Linked DNA regions of Homo sapiens: region 2 is linked to region 1. A link is an interaction called in ENCODE POLR2A ChIA-PET data of the cell type or tissue named here. Cell type or tissue: HepG2. All regions are shown on one strand. Links, peaks and the distances in the headings refer to the core of each region. The heading gives the core; the rest is flanking DNA. Region 1 overlaps TRAPPC12 (trafficking protein particle complex subunit 12). Region 2 overlaps EIPR1 (EARP complex and GARP complex interacting protein 1).

The links. Peaks named below come from ENCODE experiments on the same cell type or tissue, not always from the same donor. Only the 100,000 strongest peaks of a DNase experiment are listed, where the experiment ranks them.
Region 2: POLR2A ChIA-PET joins it to region 1 with 6 read pairs; 3 of 35 experiments call an interaction of 5 or more read pairs at or near these places.

The regions. Positions count from the first base shown.
Region 1 is chr2:3,420,116-3,428,445 of GRCh38, forward strand. TRAPPC12 (trafficking protein particle complex subunit 12) reads left to right here. Exons shown (of 12, transcript NM_016030.6): 4 at 1,766-1,879; 5 at 4,410-4,548. Among named protein-coding and RNA genes, the nearest start is that of TRAPPC12, 45 kb to the left of the region's middle. In HepG2, for the core only: a CTCF peak has its summit at 3,967 (motif pointing right); DNase peaks (open chromatin) are centred at 3,476 and 3,966.
Region 2 is chr2:3,365,371-3,373,700 of GRCh38, forward strand. All of the region lies in intron 1 of EIPR1 (EARP complex and GARP complex interacting protein 1), which reads right to left. Among named protein-coding and RNA genes, the nearest start is that of EIPR1, 8.3 kb to the right of the region's middle. In HepG2, for the core only: no CTCF peak of the experiment used is centred there; DNase peaks (open chromatin) are centred at 3,241 and 3,591; H3K4me3 peaks cover 1,217 bases.

The sequences.
Region 1 (8,330 bases), core at 55-8,054:
AACCAAGGGGTCCTTCGATAGGTCAGTGGGTAAACACACTGGTAATGTGGACAGTAGGATGTTCAGCATTTAAAAAAAAAACAACTATCAACCCCTCAGAAGACCTGGAGGAAACTGAGATGCCTGCAGCCCAGGGACGGCTGGTGGCTTGCAGCAGGTCACACGGCTACTCAGGCGTAGAGCCTGGCCTGTCTGAAGCTCAAGGCCCAGCACCCGTTCCTTTCCTTACACATAGAGTTTCACTAGGCACGCACACGCTGACTCTGGATTGATGAAGAAACAGTTTGGGAATTTTTAACAGCATCGTTCACATTTTTAATGCCTGCCTCCTGCCTGGCACTGTGCTCAGCACTTTCATGTATCTTCTTTAATTGTCACATCTGTGAGGTGGGACAGATGACCTCAGCTCTGTAAACTCAGCCATTGCTGAGCCTGCAGTGTGAGTGTGAGGCCACATGTCAGAACCCCGGAAGACACAAGCCCCACTCTCCTGCCTTCAACACAGCCCCCCACACCGCCGCTGTGGCTGGAATTGGAGCAGGTCGTTAGCTCCTGCCTGAGGAAGCCCAAATAAAGGACTGCAGAACAACTGTAGTGCAAAGCTGAGACTCATTGCCCTCCTAGGCGTTTCATGAGCAGGTCCTGAGTTCTCTGTGTCCCGGCGTGGAGTGCAGGAGGCGTGGAAAGGGAGTAGTGCGTGTGTGAGTTAGTATACAGAAGAAGTGTGTGGCAGGCTCTACCACACGTTTTTAAAATATGTAAACTCCTAAACTTCTTGTCAGAGAAGCGCTTGGCATGCACACAAAATCATTTAGCTAATTCTTGAGAAACATATTGTTTAATTGTCTGTCTCCCTTGCTAGATCATACCACTAATGAGTGCTCGTTCACTAACCTCCCCGCCAGCCTTGCAGTCTCTGTCAGGCAGGAGGTACTTAAAGCATGTTTATTGACTGGCTGCAGAAATGAGGACATCTACCGTATTCAAAGATAGTGCCCGTTACATTGAGAAAAGACAGAGTGAGCATCCACTTTTAGCTTCTTAAAAGGTTTAAACATTCTGATCTTATTTTCCCATTCATTTGCCTAATGGCTGTCCTTTCTGTATTGCACAAGGGCAAAGATAAACACAAGAGTCTGTACGAATCAGCCAGTGTGTCAGTACCAGCCAGCCTTTCCATGTTGAAGCCGTAACGTTAAGTGATGTGAAAGTATACTGTGCATTGCCACACGGGCCTGGAACATGTTGTGTTCACCCAGTTCATTGATTTTTTCATATTGATAAATTAAAATTATGAACATATAAAGCCAGTTATTTTAGAGTCATATGCAAATCTTACAGATACAAATAAATATGTCCAACACATAGCATAAAATTTCCTTATTGATTTTAAATTGACAGAAATCTTAAGATAATCTTGCTAAAAAGGAAACCAGTCATATAGATTGAGAGATGTGCGGAGCTTTCCAATAAAAAGCCTCTTCCCGATGTTCTATCGGTTGTTGAATTGTAATGTTTTTATGATTTGATCGGCTTGAACTGTACCTCACGCTTGGCTCTCTTATTGCCTAATTACACGTGCAGCGTTGACAAATGGCATGCCCCTCCGTGCCGTCAGCACACTGACGTTGTCACCATTACTAACGGCTGGCTGGCGCTGCTTCCAGCAAGGTGAGCAGCTGTGGCCAGTGGCTATGCGTTTGGGTCATGGATTCCACCATGCCTTGCATGTGTGTTTGGTCACATGTTCTGCCGTGTCTTGCAGAGCTGCAGAAACTGGAGGGCAGCAGTGGACCTGTGCGGACGTCTCCTCACAGCCCACGGCCAGGGCTACGGCAAGAGCGGGCTGCTCACCAGCCACACGACAGATTCACTGCAGGTGAGAACACCTTTCAGGTGCTGGAGTTTAACCTGGCTTATCACAGTCTGGGGACATGGACAGGACCATGGCCTTTCATGCCAATAACAAAAAGTATGTTTTCATATCCTGCTTCTTTCTCTCCTAATTATATTGTATATACTATACTGGGGCACTGGAATTCTCACTTCGGCCCGTCAGGATGCCTGTGCGCCCCAGAAGCACGCTCACAAGTGCCCACACTCAGTCTCATGGTGGAACCGGCATGGCTTTGGGTCAGCAGGTGGGTTCGCCTCACGACTGGCAGTAGCAACTGGCCTGTGCGGGGCTCTGGGGCGTGTCTGGGCCCGGTAGGAAACAGTGACAGGAGCAGTTGGTTCTGTCCACCCCAAGGACGGAGGGTCCATGTGCCATTTGCTCCTCGTGGTATATCACTTGCTCTGAAATTTAAAAAAAAAGAAAAAAGAAAAGGGAATGCACAAAATAGACTTGTGAACAAAAGGAAACTCATCTGAGAAGAAGGAACAGCTGCAAACGTTGATACATTCTTACCTTTCCCTGGGGAGTTTTTTAACTGTTCTTCTAGCTTACATGGGAATCCCCCGGGACTAAACAGATCACCAGATCCTTCAGAACTGTGATGAGCTTTTGAAAGGAGCAGCTCTGGGGAGCCCTGACAGCTTAGCTATTTCCAGCAGGCTCCTTCTCCTTCTTTCTCTTCCCCCAAGAGCCGACAAGAAGAGCCGCTCTAGCTTTAAATGTACTTTCCCCCATCACCTCTCCATCCATTGGTTTGCCAAATCTTAGGCTGTTTTCCTATCATTTCTCTCCAACCCACCACCACCCACAGTTCGAGCTCTCATTGCAGTGTTGCTTTGGCCTCTTTTATGAACTTAGTTCAAGTTTCTTTATTCACATTCATTCCATAAACTACCTCCAAAAAAGCACACTTTTGATCATCTCACTTTCCTGCTGGAAAACTGTGCCCGGCGCAGTGGCGCATTGACTGTAGTCCCAGCTACTGGGGAGACTGAGGCAGGAAGATCACTTGGGCCTGGGGCTTCTGGGCCGTAGTGCACTTTGTTGATCAGGTGTTGGCACTAGCTCAACACCAATATGGTGACCTCCCTAGAGCCAGGAACCACCAGGCTGCCTAAAGAGGGTGAACCACCCTCCTTTCCAACTAGGTCTGAAACGGAGCTAGTCAAGAGCTGGATAGTTTCCCATTGGCTACCATGTGAAATTTCATCTTCTCGTGTTGTATGCAAACCCTCAGACCATGACAGGCTATGTGTACACTATGGAATGGTTAAATCAAGCTAAATCGCATGCATTGCCTCGCATGCCTTTGTGTGTGTGTGTGTGTGTGTGTGTGTGTGTAATGAGAACACTGAAAATCTGTCTTAGCAATTTTTAGTATACATTGTAACTGTGTCACCACGTCTACAATAGATCTCTTGAGCTTATTCCTTGCGTCACTGGATTTTGTTTCCTTTGACTAACATCTCTCAAACCTCCCCTGCCCGGCCCTCCTCCCCACCCCCAGCCCCGGCACCCGCCATCTACTCTGCTTCTGTGAGTTCAGTGTTTTCAGATTCCATGTGTAAGTGAGGTCACACGGTGTTTGTCTTTCTGTGCCTGGCTTGTTTGTCTAACGTCATGTCCCCTAGGCTCATCCACAGCACAAACGACGGGATTTCCTCCATGAAAGCTGAGTGGTATTCCACTGTGCGTCATGCCACGTTCCTTTATCCGTTCATCCTTCAGCGGACACTTAGTGAAATTCATTCTTCTCATCAGTAAAGTCAGATCCAATTAGGTCATTTCTAAGGTACCCTTTTAATCCTAAGTCTCTGGCTCTGCAGCTGTCTAATGCAAATTCCCACCATTTTCCTGAATGTACCCCTGAGAGCACACTGTGCTCTCTCGTATGTTGTGTTTTGTCCACTCTGTACCTTTGTCCTTACGTTCCCTGAACCAGCAGACCCTTCCTTAGCCTGTGGCCCCTTGAAATTCTGCAGCCCTGAGAGCTGCCCTCAAACACAACCCATCCCTGCGCTTCCTCTCCTTCCTGCTCCCGTTCCCGCCGTCATTCCCCCGCCCTCCACTAGGTGGCGCATTCCTTTGGTGCCTTTTCATTTTCATGACACCTAGCACAGTGCTTTGCACACAGACCTGCTCAGTAAGCACTGTTTACTTATTGAGTAAACAATTATGTAAAATCATTCACATTGTTATTAAGCTCAATAGTAATTTCTTCTTAGAGACAGGGTCTCGCTATGTTGCCCAGGCTGGACTCAGACTCCTGGGCTCAAGCAATCTTCCCACCTCAGCCTCCTGAGTAGCTGGAACTGCAGGCATGAGGCATCATGCCCAGCTTCAAGAGTAATTTTTTAAATACGATTGTGTAAATATGCAAAGATAGAAAGTTAGGTTAGCCCTTATTTTAATATATGAGAAATTAACCTCTAACACCAACTCATAAGGAATAGCAAATTCTGAACTGGATATATGTAGATAACCTATTGTTTCCATTGTATTTTGTTTTTAGCTCTGGTTTGTCAGGCTGGCACTACTAGTGAAGTTGGGCCTTTTCCAGAATGCTGAGATGGAATTTGAACCCTTCGGAAATCTTGATCAGCCAGATCTTTATTACGAGTACTACCCGCACGTGTACCCTGGGCGCAGGGGTAAGGCCATGGTATTTAATATTTGTACATTTGTCTGTGTGTCGCTCTGGTTTGCTTTGATTTATACATAATTTCGTAGCCTCAGTTTTCCTTATTTATCCAGTCTTGAAAAATCAGATAAGTACCCAGCAACAAGCCTTGACTTACAGAATGCTCCCACTCCGATTTACCGAAACACTGACCTGGAGGTGCTCCCTGGTGCATCTGTTTGTACATTTAGCAGCTACGTGTCAAGCACCTGCTCTGTCAGGGCAGCATGATTTGGTGCAGGGGCCGGGTAGTAGACGTCTGAGCTGCGCTCCACAGGGAAGAGCCGTCCCATATCGGGACCTGGCGCACAGAGATGCAGAGCGGTGGAACCAAACGTGTCCGTGCATATGGCACACGCCGTGACATTTTCCGTTTGTCTCTATTCTGATTTAATTTATTTTAAAAATCTGGTTGTGGTTCACCCTTTGGGTCACGGTCACGACCATTGTTTGGAAAACACTAGGCTACAGCATAGGGTAGTTCTAGGAGAGTGACAAGAAACCACCAGTTGGGAAGGGAGAAGGGCGGGTTACGGAGAGCCTTCTGCAGCACTGGGAGCCTTGTGCAGTGTGCGTCTCTTGGTGGAGAACCTCATAAATATGTTTGAAGCCTCTCATGTGTTCTTAAATAGAAAACAGTCCTGGCAGGATGTCTTGTGAGGGCAGTGTAAGCAGCTATTGAAAGCCCACGCCCTGTTGTCAGGCATCCCCAGTTACATCCTGCTTCCCCCATTGAATCGCGTAGCCTTGGAGGAGTTATCTGACATCTCTGTGCCCCAGTGTCCTTATTGGTAAAACAGAGATGCCAATCCTCCTTGCTGCCTGGGTTGTCCTAAAGATCAAATGATGTCACGTGTAAGTTGCTTGGAATAATGGCTGCTATCTAGTACCAACTGTATTTGCTGGTTTTCTTACTCTCTTCCGAATGTATCAGTAACATGGGAAAGTCTCGCACTGCCGCATTTTGCAGGCTCGATTGTCAGCATTTGTTGGCTGCAGCAGTGGAGCTACAGAGAATGGTCCTAGTTGTCAGGAAATGCAGAGCCTGATTGGAGGTAGAAAATATTTAAAACCAGTGGTACAAGAGATGCAAAGGCCTGATTAATAATAAAATAATAATTCCTATAGAAGTCTCAGAAAATTTAAATAAACATTCTGTTGAACTTGGTTGATACTAGTAGGTAAATAGATGAACTAAAAAGGCTAGAAGTAAAAACAAATCTTTGAACTTCTTTGTGTGTTGTTTTTTTGGTTAAAACTCAGCTCTGTTTCTTTGGAGGGGCATAGGAACGAATGTAGACGCCGGCTTTCTTTATTCCCCATGCTCTCTCCTTTATCATCTTTACCTTCCTCCAAGTAGGACGGGTGGGAATTGGTCCATATTACTCTGAGTTATCCCAGAATTGATGGAGATTTTTATCATTTTTAGTATAAAGTGTTTTTTGACCTTTAGTCTCACTGGTATTAAAATTGTTTCTTCCTTCTGACTAAGGGAATTTGCCCCTTGTGGAAAAGAAAAAATGGGAAGGGTAACTTTTAATAACTAAAATAGGGCATAAATCAAAGAGATTGTCTTGATGGAGCTGGCTTGATTTCATGGAAGTGAACCAACCAAGCTAGGTAGCCACAGAGTCAAGAAGGACCAGCAACACCACTATCACTCTCGGACGTAGGACTCTGTGTCATCCAGGGACGTAGACGCCAGTCCTTAATGTGTGACACTTCCTGCCCACCCACTGGCCTGTCCAGTCCTGCTGGCCTTCCACATGACCAGGAGGAACAGACCAAAGCCAGGACCGCTTGAGGGTGCGTGTTCAGGAGCTCTGTCTGCCGTGGCCTGGCCAACAGGTGGAGGAAGTGGGGCCAGAGGAGTCTCGGGAACTTGCTGAAGGGCCCTCACTGGTGTTGCTGGCCAAGCAGGCCTTCTGTCCCCAGGAGTCTGGCTTTTGCAGCCATGGGTTGGATAAAGATGTCTTTACCTCTTCCCTGGGGTATTTCTTCTCCTGCACTCCAGCCTGGAAGCTGCTCGGTGGTCGTGAGCACTGTCCTCGAGGAGCAGGGCTTTATCCATCCTCTCTCCCCCGGAGCAAGTCTCGTCTACGTCCCTCCCAAAGTTCCGTCCAGTCCGCACGTAGGTGGTTCCCACATCCGCTCATGAGTTGGAGAGATACAGCCATGGCTGGTTGTTCAAGGGCTACTGTTCTACCTTGTAAATTAACTGGGCTCCCTGATTCTGTCGTGTCCCTTTCTTGTCTCCACTTCATCGCCAATTTGAGGGTCATCCTTTCCGTGTAAGACCGAATTTCCAGCCCAAAAAGAATGGGGAGCCTGTCACTTGGTAGGTTGTGAAGAAAAGATGGAAAGGTTAAAGGCATTGTTAATTGGGGAAGTTTGAGGGTGTTTCTGTTTAATCAGTTATGCCTGGTAGCTATCATAGTCAAGAAACAGCTGTTTTCCTATTTCTTACACGGATCAGCCTTGTTTTCCCCCATCCCAGCATAAATAAAACCATCTCTTCCCTCTGCCTGACTGCAGCCTGAGCATCGCCTCCAACCCCGCCCTCCCACGTGGTTCATAGTCCCGGGAGGGGGCTGGACCCAGGTCTGTGGGACTCTGCCTGGGCCGGGGACTGGAACTGGGACTGAACAGCTGGTTTTTTAGGCATTTTGTCTGCTGCTAACAGAAAACTCAGGTCATTGAGCACCCAGGCCTTAATCGAAACCACCAGATACCCTGAAGCGCAGAGCTGCACCAAGTGCTCTGGTTTCTTTTCCTACTGAGGTCCGTGTGAATTATAGATTCAAAATGACTCCTCTTACAACACCTGCTTCTGAATTTATGACAGGTGTTTAAGAATGAGTGTGACTGAAAGGCAGATGTTTCCTATCATGACCAGGTAAAAATATCCAGCTTGGCTGGGTACAGTGGCTAATGCCTGTAATCCCAGCACTTTGGGAGGCCGTGAAGATCTCAAGATCTCTTGAGGCCAGAAGTTCGAGACCAGCCTGGCCAACATGGCAAAACCCCCATCTCTACTAAAAATACAAAAAATTAGCCGGACATGGTGGTGCACACCAGTACTACCAGCTACTCAGGAGGCTGAGGCACGAGAATCTCTTCAACCCAGGAGGCGGAGGTTGTAGTGAGCCAAGATCATACCACTGCACTCCAGCCTGAGCAACAGAGTGAGACTCTGTCCCACAAAAAAAAAAAAACTCCAGCTCCCATTGGTCTCTAACCTTTACCTTTGGCCATTCAGGAATGCCCAACATCGCCTTGTGTATCCTATTTTACAGTGTGCTGAAGACTCCGTGGCACTGTTTACCCATCTCTAAGGAGAGGATTTTGATGGAAATGACACTGAGTGCCCTTTAAGATAGCGAATGAAAATCTGTGGGTTTAGGTGGAAACTGCCTGTCATCTTTCCTCACTTTGAGGACATTTTTTCCTAAGGACGTTCAGTCAAGCCTAGAAAACATGCTTTGATTCTTCCTGAAATTAAATTGCATTGGTAAATGGATAAAGAGAAGACAGCAGCTACGCATCATTGAGAAGCTAATTTAAATTATGAAATAGACATAAATCATACATACATTTTAGCAAAAGCGTATTAACATTCATCCTCAATAATATGCTGGATGTTTACTAATTTTTCTTCCCATTTTGTGGTGTAACAAAGCATAAATGTAAGATTTTGATTCATTCACTTCATTTTCGCTTGCAATATATAAGCAGAGCAAGTTGTTAAAATGT
Region 2 (8,330 bases), core at 239-8,238, 55 kb before region 1:
CTGAAGCCGGGAGAGAGCTTGAGCCCAAGAGTTCCAGGCTGCCATGAGCCACGATCGCACTACTGCACTACAGCCTGGTCAACAGAGCAAGACCTTGTCTCAGAAAAAGCTTTTTTTTTTTTTTAATTTATTTTTATTGATCATTCTTGGGTGTTTCTCGCAGAGGGGGATTTGGCAGGGTCATAGGACAATAGTGGAGGGAAGGTCAGCAGATAAACAAGTGAACAAAGGTCTCTGGTTTTCCTAGGCAGAGGACCCTGCGGCCTTCCGCAGTGTTTGTGTCCCTGGGTACTTGAGATTAGGGAGTGGTGATGACTCTTAACGAGCCTGCTGCCTTCAAGCATCTGTTTAACAAAGCACATCTTGCACCGCCCTTAATCCATTTAACCCTGAGTGGACACAGCACATGTTTCAGAGAGCACAGGGTTGGGGGTAAGGTCACAGATCAACAGGATAAGAATTTTTCTTAGTACAGAACAAAATGAAAAGTCTCCCATGTCTACCTCTTTCTACACAGACACGGCAACCATCCGATTTCTCAGGTGGGGGAGTCAGCCCCCCGCCCGGCCAGCCGCCCAGTCCGGGAGGGAGGTGGGGGGGTCAGCCCCCCGCCCGGCCAGCCACCCCGTCCGAGAGAAAAAGCTTTTTAAAAAGAGGCCCGGCATGGTGGCTCACACTTGTAATTCCAGCACTTTGGGAAGTCCAGGTGGGCGGATCACTTGAGGTCAGGAGTTCGAGACCAGCCTGGCCAACATGGCAAAACCCTGTCTCTACGAAAAATACAAAAATTAGCTGGGTATGGTGGCATGCACCTGTAATCCCAGCTACCTGGGAGGCTGAAGCAGGAGAATCGCTTGAACCCAGGAGGCAGAGGTTGCAGTGAGCTGAGATTGTACCACTGCACTCCAGCCTGGGTGACAGCAAAAACTTGTTTCAAAAGAAAAAAGAAAAGAAAAGTAAAAGAGAAAAATGCAAAGCAGAACTCAAAGAAGATATGGCAAGACAACCCAAGACAAATAGACGGAAATTAAAACTTCCAGCACAGGAAGGAAGTCTGCAGTGGAAAGGACACAAAGACAGACAACCCCCAAAACACAGCAGGTGACAGGGACAGAATTGAGAAGGGTCTCTCCAGTGAATCCGAGGACAAAAAAGAAATTTGACCTGAAATTCAAAATTAAATTCAAAGCTGCAAAACATCCACAAAACAATAAAATCAAGAAGTGAGTGTTCACAAGAAAATCCATGTGTTTAAAATGCTTGTATTAATAAAAAGAATGGAAACAAATAATTTAAGCAACTGCAAATAAAAAAAGACCAACATAGAGGGTAATTAAGATAGAAAAATGCTGAGCAAATGAAAGGAAATTGTTTTGAATTTTTTGTATTAAAATTTTCAACTGGCCGGGCGCGGTGGCTCACGCCTGTAATCCCAGCACTTTGGGATGCCAAGGCAGACGGAACACGAGGTCAGGAGTTCGAGACCAGCCTGACCAACGTGGTGAAACCCCATCTCTACTAAAAATACAAAAATTAGCCAGGTGTGGTGGCACACACCCAGCTACTCAGGAGGCTGAGGCAGGAGAATCACTTGAACCTGGGAGGTGGAGGTTGCAGTGAGCCAAGATTGCGCCACTGTACTCCAGTCTGGGCCACACAGCGAGACTCTGTCCCAAAAAATAAGTAAAAATAAAAATAAATTAAAAATAAACGAAAATAAATTCAACTGATGAAATTAAAAAAAAAAAAAAGGGAACAACCTAAAAGACAAATCCTCAATTCTCAGAGACTTCACTCCTCTACAGAAATGCCTCTGCAAGGGTGCGTCTTGGGTGGGTAAATCCACGAGGGCTGGGATTTTGTCTGTTTCCTCCTATGCTGTGTTCCAGGCACATAATAGTGCCTTATTGCAGGGAATAAATATTTGTTCACTGAATGAATGATGAATTTTCCAGGAAAATGTAAGTTACCAAAACTGATCAGAAAAGAAAGACAAGAAATCTGAACAACTAGTTACCACAGATTAACAAGTCAACACTGTAACAGCACCACACCTTAGGAGCAGGCAACACCAATATTACCTTCAGTTGTTTCCAACACAGAAACAGAAGGAAAATTCCCAAGTGCTTTTTATGCAGCCAGCATAGCAGTGAAACAAAACTCAACGAAGAAAATACACAGATATTAACGTGAAAATTTTCAGTAAATGACTCGTAAACCGAATCCAGCAGAGGACTATTCCACAATCAAGTGGAATTCTTTCTAAGGATGCAAACGCTGGGCCAATATTTAAAAAGCTATTAATGTAACTGACCAAAGAGATCAAAAGAGAAAAATCCTAAAACCAAATTATCAATTCCATGGATATAAAAAGGCATTTGAAAACTTAATCTCTCGGCTGGGTGCGGGGGCTCACACCTGTAATCCCAGCACTTTGGGAGGCCAAGGCAGACGGATCACAAGGTCAGGAGATCGAGACCATCCTGGCTAACACCCTGAAACCCCCTCTCTAAAAATACAAAAAATTAGCCAGGCGCGGTGGCAGGCGCCTGTAGACCCAGCTACTCAGGAGGCTGAGGCAGGAGAATGGCGTGAACCCGGGAGGCGGAGCTTGCAGTGAGTTGAGATCGCGCCACTGCACTCCAGCCCGGGTGACAGAGCGACTCTGTCTCAAAAAAAGAAAAAAGAAAAGAAAATTTAATCTCCATCTTCCATTTCAAAAGTCTTTCCTCACTTGGCAACAGGCAGACCCTGAAGCGCTGGCCTGGTCCATCTGTCCCTCAGACTGATGGCACAAAAAGCCAAAAGCCCACAGTCTCTTTGCCCCTCTGACCTGACTGCACTGATCTCAGGACTCCAGGAGAACCTCCCAGAACAGAAAGGAGGCACGCATATCCTTGTGTGGCTTACAACCTGCCCTGCTTGCTTCCTGGTTTTGGTGGTAAACCGAAGGGAAAGCAACTTGAAACAAGCCCAAGTCATCATTGTCACCCACCTTCCCACCCCGACCGTCCTTTCTGGTCTGGCCCAGCTCACTTGGCAGCAGTGGGCTCAAATAGGAGTTGGCAGATGTAGCCCTCACTCTGCCCACACCTGCAGGCCCTGCTTGCCGCTGGTCCATCTTAGTCACATGCCTGCCCCCAGACCTACACATGGGCAGAGCCACCACTGCCTAGAGGTTCACTGTTCCCATCACAAGGCAAGTTTGCCACATGGAGATTTGACCCACACAACAAAGAAGATCTATTAATGTCAAAAGTTCAAAGAAACATGATTGCAGGAGAGAAGTCATACTGTTTGTATGCACTTTGAGATAGTCACAAAGAACTACTGTTGTGTTAACTGACAAGTATTCATTAAACTCATATTGAGAAAATGGATTTCTACTGAGCAGTAAACTAAAAGTGTGCAAAAGCATTTCAAATATCATTTGAAATTTCATGCATTTCAAATATAATTATAAAAAAATCCAGAATCATTACCATGAATTTGCTCAGCATTTTGCGATCTTAACGACCCTCCGTGTTGGTCTTTTATTTGCAGTTGCAGTACTGCCCTTTATCTTTCAAGTGTCATTACCTTCACTCAGCGGTCAACGATCAGATCTCTATCCTTTCATGTAAAGTGTTCTCCATGGGATTTGAATGTCACTGACAAACAAACAAAAAAAAACACTATCCTTTTCAGTTTTCTTGTTTACTGCAATGATGGTTCTTCAAACTTAAGAAAGTCTTGGTCCATGATACTATCCGATAAAATCCAAGTAGCAAAAGTCAGCTACTTCTTTTAAGATAAAGAAGAAAATCCAATAATATATTTGACTACCTTAGAGAATCAATTTCATTCATTTTTCAAACCTCAGAAAATAATATTTCAGGGAGGAGCCAAGATGGCCGACTAGGAACAGCTCCGGTCTAGAGCTCCCAGCGTGAGCAACGCAGAAGACGGGTGATTTCTGCATTTCCATATGAGGTACCGGGTTCATCTCACTAGGGAGTGCCAGACAGTGGGCGCAGGTCAGTGGGTGCAGCGAACCGTGCGCAAGCCGAAGCAGGGCGAGGCATTGCCTCACTCGGGAAGTGCAAGGGGTCAGGGAGTTCCCTTTCCTGGTCAAGGAAAGGGGTGACAGACAACACCTGGAAAATTGAGCCACTCCCACCCAAATACTGCGCTTTTCCGACGGGCTTAGGAAACAGCGCACCAGGAGATTATATCCCACACCTGGCTCGGAGGGTCCTATGCCCACGGAGTCTCGCTGATTGCTAGCACAGCAGTCTGAGATCAAACTGCAAGGTGGCAGCGAGGCTGGGGGAGGGGCGCCCGCCATTGCCCAGGATTGCTTAGGTAAACAAAGCAGCCGGGAAGCTCGAACTGGGTGGAGCGCACCACAGCTCAAGGAGGCCTGCCTGCCTCTGTAGGCTCCACCTCTGGGGGCAGGGCACAGACAAACAAAAAGACAGCAGTAACCTCTGCAGACTTAAATGTCCCTGTCTGACAGCTTTGAAGAGAGCAGTGGTTCTCCCAGCACGCAGCTGGAGATCTGAGAACGGGCAGACTGCCTCCTCAAGTGGGTCCTTGACCCCTGACCCCCGAGCAGCCTAACTGGGAGGCACCCCCCCCGTAGGGGCAGACTGACACCTCACACGGCCGGGTACTCCTCTGAGACAAAACTTCCAGAGGAACGATCATACAGCAACATTCGCGGATCACGAAAATCCGCGGTTCTGCAGACACCGCTGCTGATACCCAGGCAAACAGGGTCTGGAGTGGACCTCTAGCAAACTCCAACAGACCTGCAGCTGAGGGTCCTGTCTGTTAGAAGGAAAACTAACAAACAGAAAGGACATCCAACCAAAAACCCATCTGTACATCATCATCATCAAAGACCAAAAGTAGATAAAACCACAAAGATGGGGAAAAAACAGAGCAGAAAAACTGGAAACTCTAAAAAGCAGAGCGCTTCTCCTCCTCCAAAGGAACGCAGTCCCTCACCAGCAACGGAACAAAGCTGGACGGAGAATGACTTTGACGAGTTGAGAGAAGAAGGCTTCAGACGATCAAACTACTCCGAGCTACAGGAGGAAATTCAAACCAAAGGCAAAGAAGTTGAAAACTTTGAAAAAAATTTAGACGAATGTATAACTAGAATAACCAATACAGAGAAGTGCTTAAAGGAGCTGATGGAGCTGAAAGCCAAGGCTCGAGAACTATGTGAAGAATGCAGAAGCCTCAGGAGCCGATGCGATCAACTGGAAGAAAGGGTATCAGTGATGGAAGATGAAATGAATGAAATGAAGCGAGAAGGGAAGTTTAGAGAAAAAAGAATAAAAAGAAATGAACAAAGCCTCCAAGAAATATGGGACTATGTGAAAAGACCAAATCTGCACCTGATTGGTGTACCTGAAAGTGATGGGGAGAATGGAACCAAGTTGGAAAACACTCTGCAGGATATTATCCAGGAGAACTTCCCCAATCTAGCAAGGCAAGCCAACATTCAGATTCAGGAAATACAGAGAATGCCACAAAGATACTCCTCGAGAAGAGCAACTCCAAGACACATAATTGTCAGATTCACCAAAGTTGAAATGAAGGAAAAAATGTTAAGCGCAGCCAGAGAGAAAGGTCGGGTTACCCACAAAGGGAAGCCCATCAGACTAACAGCGGATCTCTCGGCAGAAACTCTACAAGCCAGGAGAGAGTAGGGGCCAATATTCAACATTCTTAAAGAAAATAATTTTCAACCCAGAATTTCATATCCAGCCAAATTAAGCTTCATAAGTGAAGGAGAAATAAAATACTTTACAGACAAGCAAATGCTGAGAGGTTTTGCCACCACCAGGCCTGCCCTAAAAGAGCTCCTGAAGGAAGCACTAAACATGGAAAGGCATAACCGTACCAGCCGCTGCAAACTCATGCCAAAATGTAAAGACCATCGACATTAGGAAGAAACTGCATCAACTAACAAGCAAAATAACCAGCTAACAGCATGACAGGATCAAATTCACACATAATATTAACCTTAAATGTAAATGCACTAAATGCTCCAATTAAAAGACACAGACTGGCAAATTGGATAAAGAGTCAAGACCCATCAGTGTGCTGTATTCAGGAAGCCCATCTCACGTGCAGAGACACACATAGGCTCAAAATAAAAGGATGGAGGAAGATCTACCAAGCAAATGGAAAACAAAAAAAGGCAGGGGTTGCAATCCTAGTCTCTGATAAAACACACTTTAAACCAACAAAGATCAAAAGAGACAAAGAAGCCCATTACTTAAGGGTAAAGGGATCAATTCAACAACAAGAGCTAACTATCCTAAATATATATGCACCCAATACAGGAGCACCCAGATTCATAAAGTAAGTCCTGAGTGACCTACAAAGAGACTTAGACTCCCACACAATAATAATGGGAGACTTTAACACCCCACTGTCAACATTAGACAGATCAACGACACAGAAAGTTAAAAAGGATACCCAGGAATTGAACTCAGCTCTGCACCAAGCGGACCTAATAGATATCTACAGAACTCCCCACCCCAAATCAACAGAATATACATTTTTTTCAGCACCACGCCACACCTATTCCAAAATTGACCACATAGTTGGAAGTAAAGCTCTCCTCAGCAAATGTAAAAGAACAGAAATTATAACAAACTATCTCTCAGACAACAGTGCAATCAAACTAGAACTCAGGATTAAGAAACTCATTCAAAACCGCTCAACTACATGGAAACTGAACAACCTGCTCCTGAATGACTACTGGGTACATAATGAAATGAAGGCAGAAATAAAGATGTTCTTTGAAACCAATGAGAACAAAGACACAACATACCAGAATCTCTGGGACACATTCAAAGCAGTGTGTAGAGGGAAATTTATAGCACTAAATGCCCACAAGAGAAAGCAGGAAAGATCCAAAATTGACACCTAACATCACAATTAAAAGAACTAGAAAAGCAAGAGCAAACACATTCAAAAGCTAGCAGAAGGCAAGAAATAACTAAAATCAGAGCAGAACTGAAGGAAATAGAGACACAAAAAACCCTTCAAAAAATTAATGAATCCAGGAGCTGGTTTTTTGAAAGGATCAACAAAATTGATAGACCGCTAGCAAGACTAATAAAGAAAAAAAGAGAAGAATCAAATAGACGCAATAAAAAATGACGAAGGGGATATCACCACCAATCCCACAGAAATACAAACTACCATCAGAGAATACTACCAACACCTCTACGCAAATAAACTAGAAAATCTAGAAGAAATGGATAAATTCCTCAACACATACACTCTCCCAAGACTAAACCAGGAAGAAGTTGAATCTCTGAATAGACCAATAATAGGATCTGAAATTGTGGCAATAATCAATAGCTTACCAACCAAAAAGAGTCCAGGACCAGATGGATTCACAGCCGAATTCTACCAGAGGTATAAGGAGGAACTGGTACCATTCCTTCTGAAACTATTCCAATCAATAGAAAAAGAGGGAATCCTCCCTAACTCATTTTATTAGGCCAGCATCATCCTGATACCAAAGCCGGGCAGAGACACAACCAAAAAAGAGAATTTTAGACCAATATCCTTGATGAACATTGATGCAAAAATCCTCAATAAAATACTGGCAAACTGAATCCAGCAGCACATCAAAAAGCTTATCCACCATGATCAAGCGGGCTTCATCCCTGGGATACAAGGCTGGTTCAATCTACGCAAATCAATAAATGTAATCCAGCATATAAACAGAACCAAAGACAAAAACCATATGATTATCTCAATAGATGCAGAAAAGGCCTTTGACAAAATTCAACAACGCTTCATGCTAAAAACTCTCAATAAATTAGGTATTGATGGGAAGTATCTCAAAATAATAAGAGCTATCTATGACAAACCCACAGCCAATATCATACTGAATGGGCAAAAACTGGAAGCATTCCCTTTGAAAACTGGCACAAGACAGGGATGCCCTCTCTCACCACTCCTATTCAACATAGTGTTGGAAGTTCTGGCCAGGGCAATTAGGCAGAAGGAAATAAAGGCTATTCGATTAGGAAAAGAGGAAGTCAAATTGTCCCTGTTTGCAGACGACATGATTGTATATCTAGAAAACCCCATTGTCTCAGCCCAAAATCTCCTTAAGCTGATAAGCAACTTCAGCAAAGTCTCAGGATACAAAATCAATGTACAAAAATCACAAGCATTCTTATACACCAATAACAGACAAACAGAGAGCCAAATCATAAGTGAACTCCCATTCACAATTGCTTCAAAGAGAATAAAATACCTAGGAATCCAACTTGCAAGGCACATGAAGGACCTCTTCAAGGAGAACT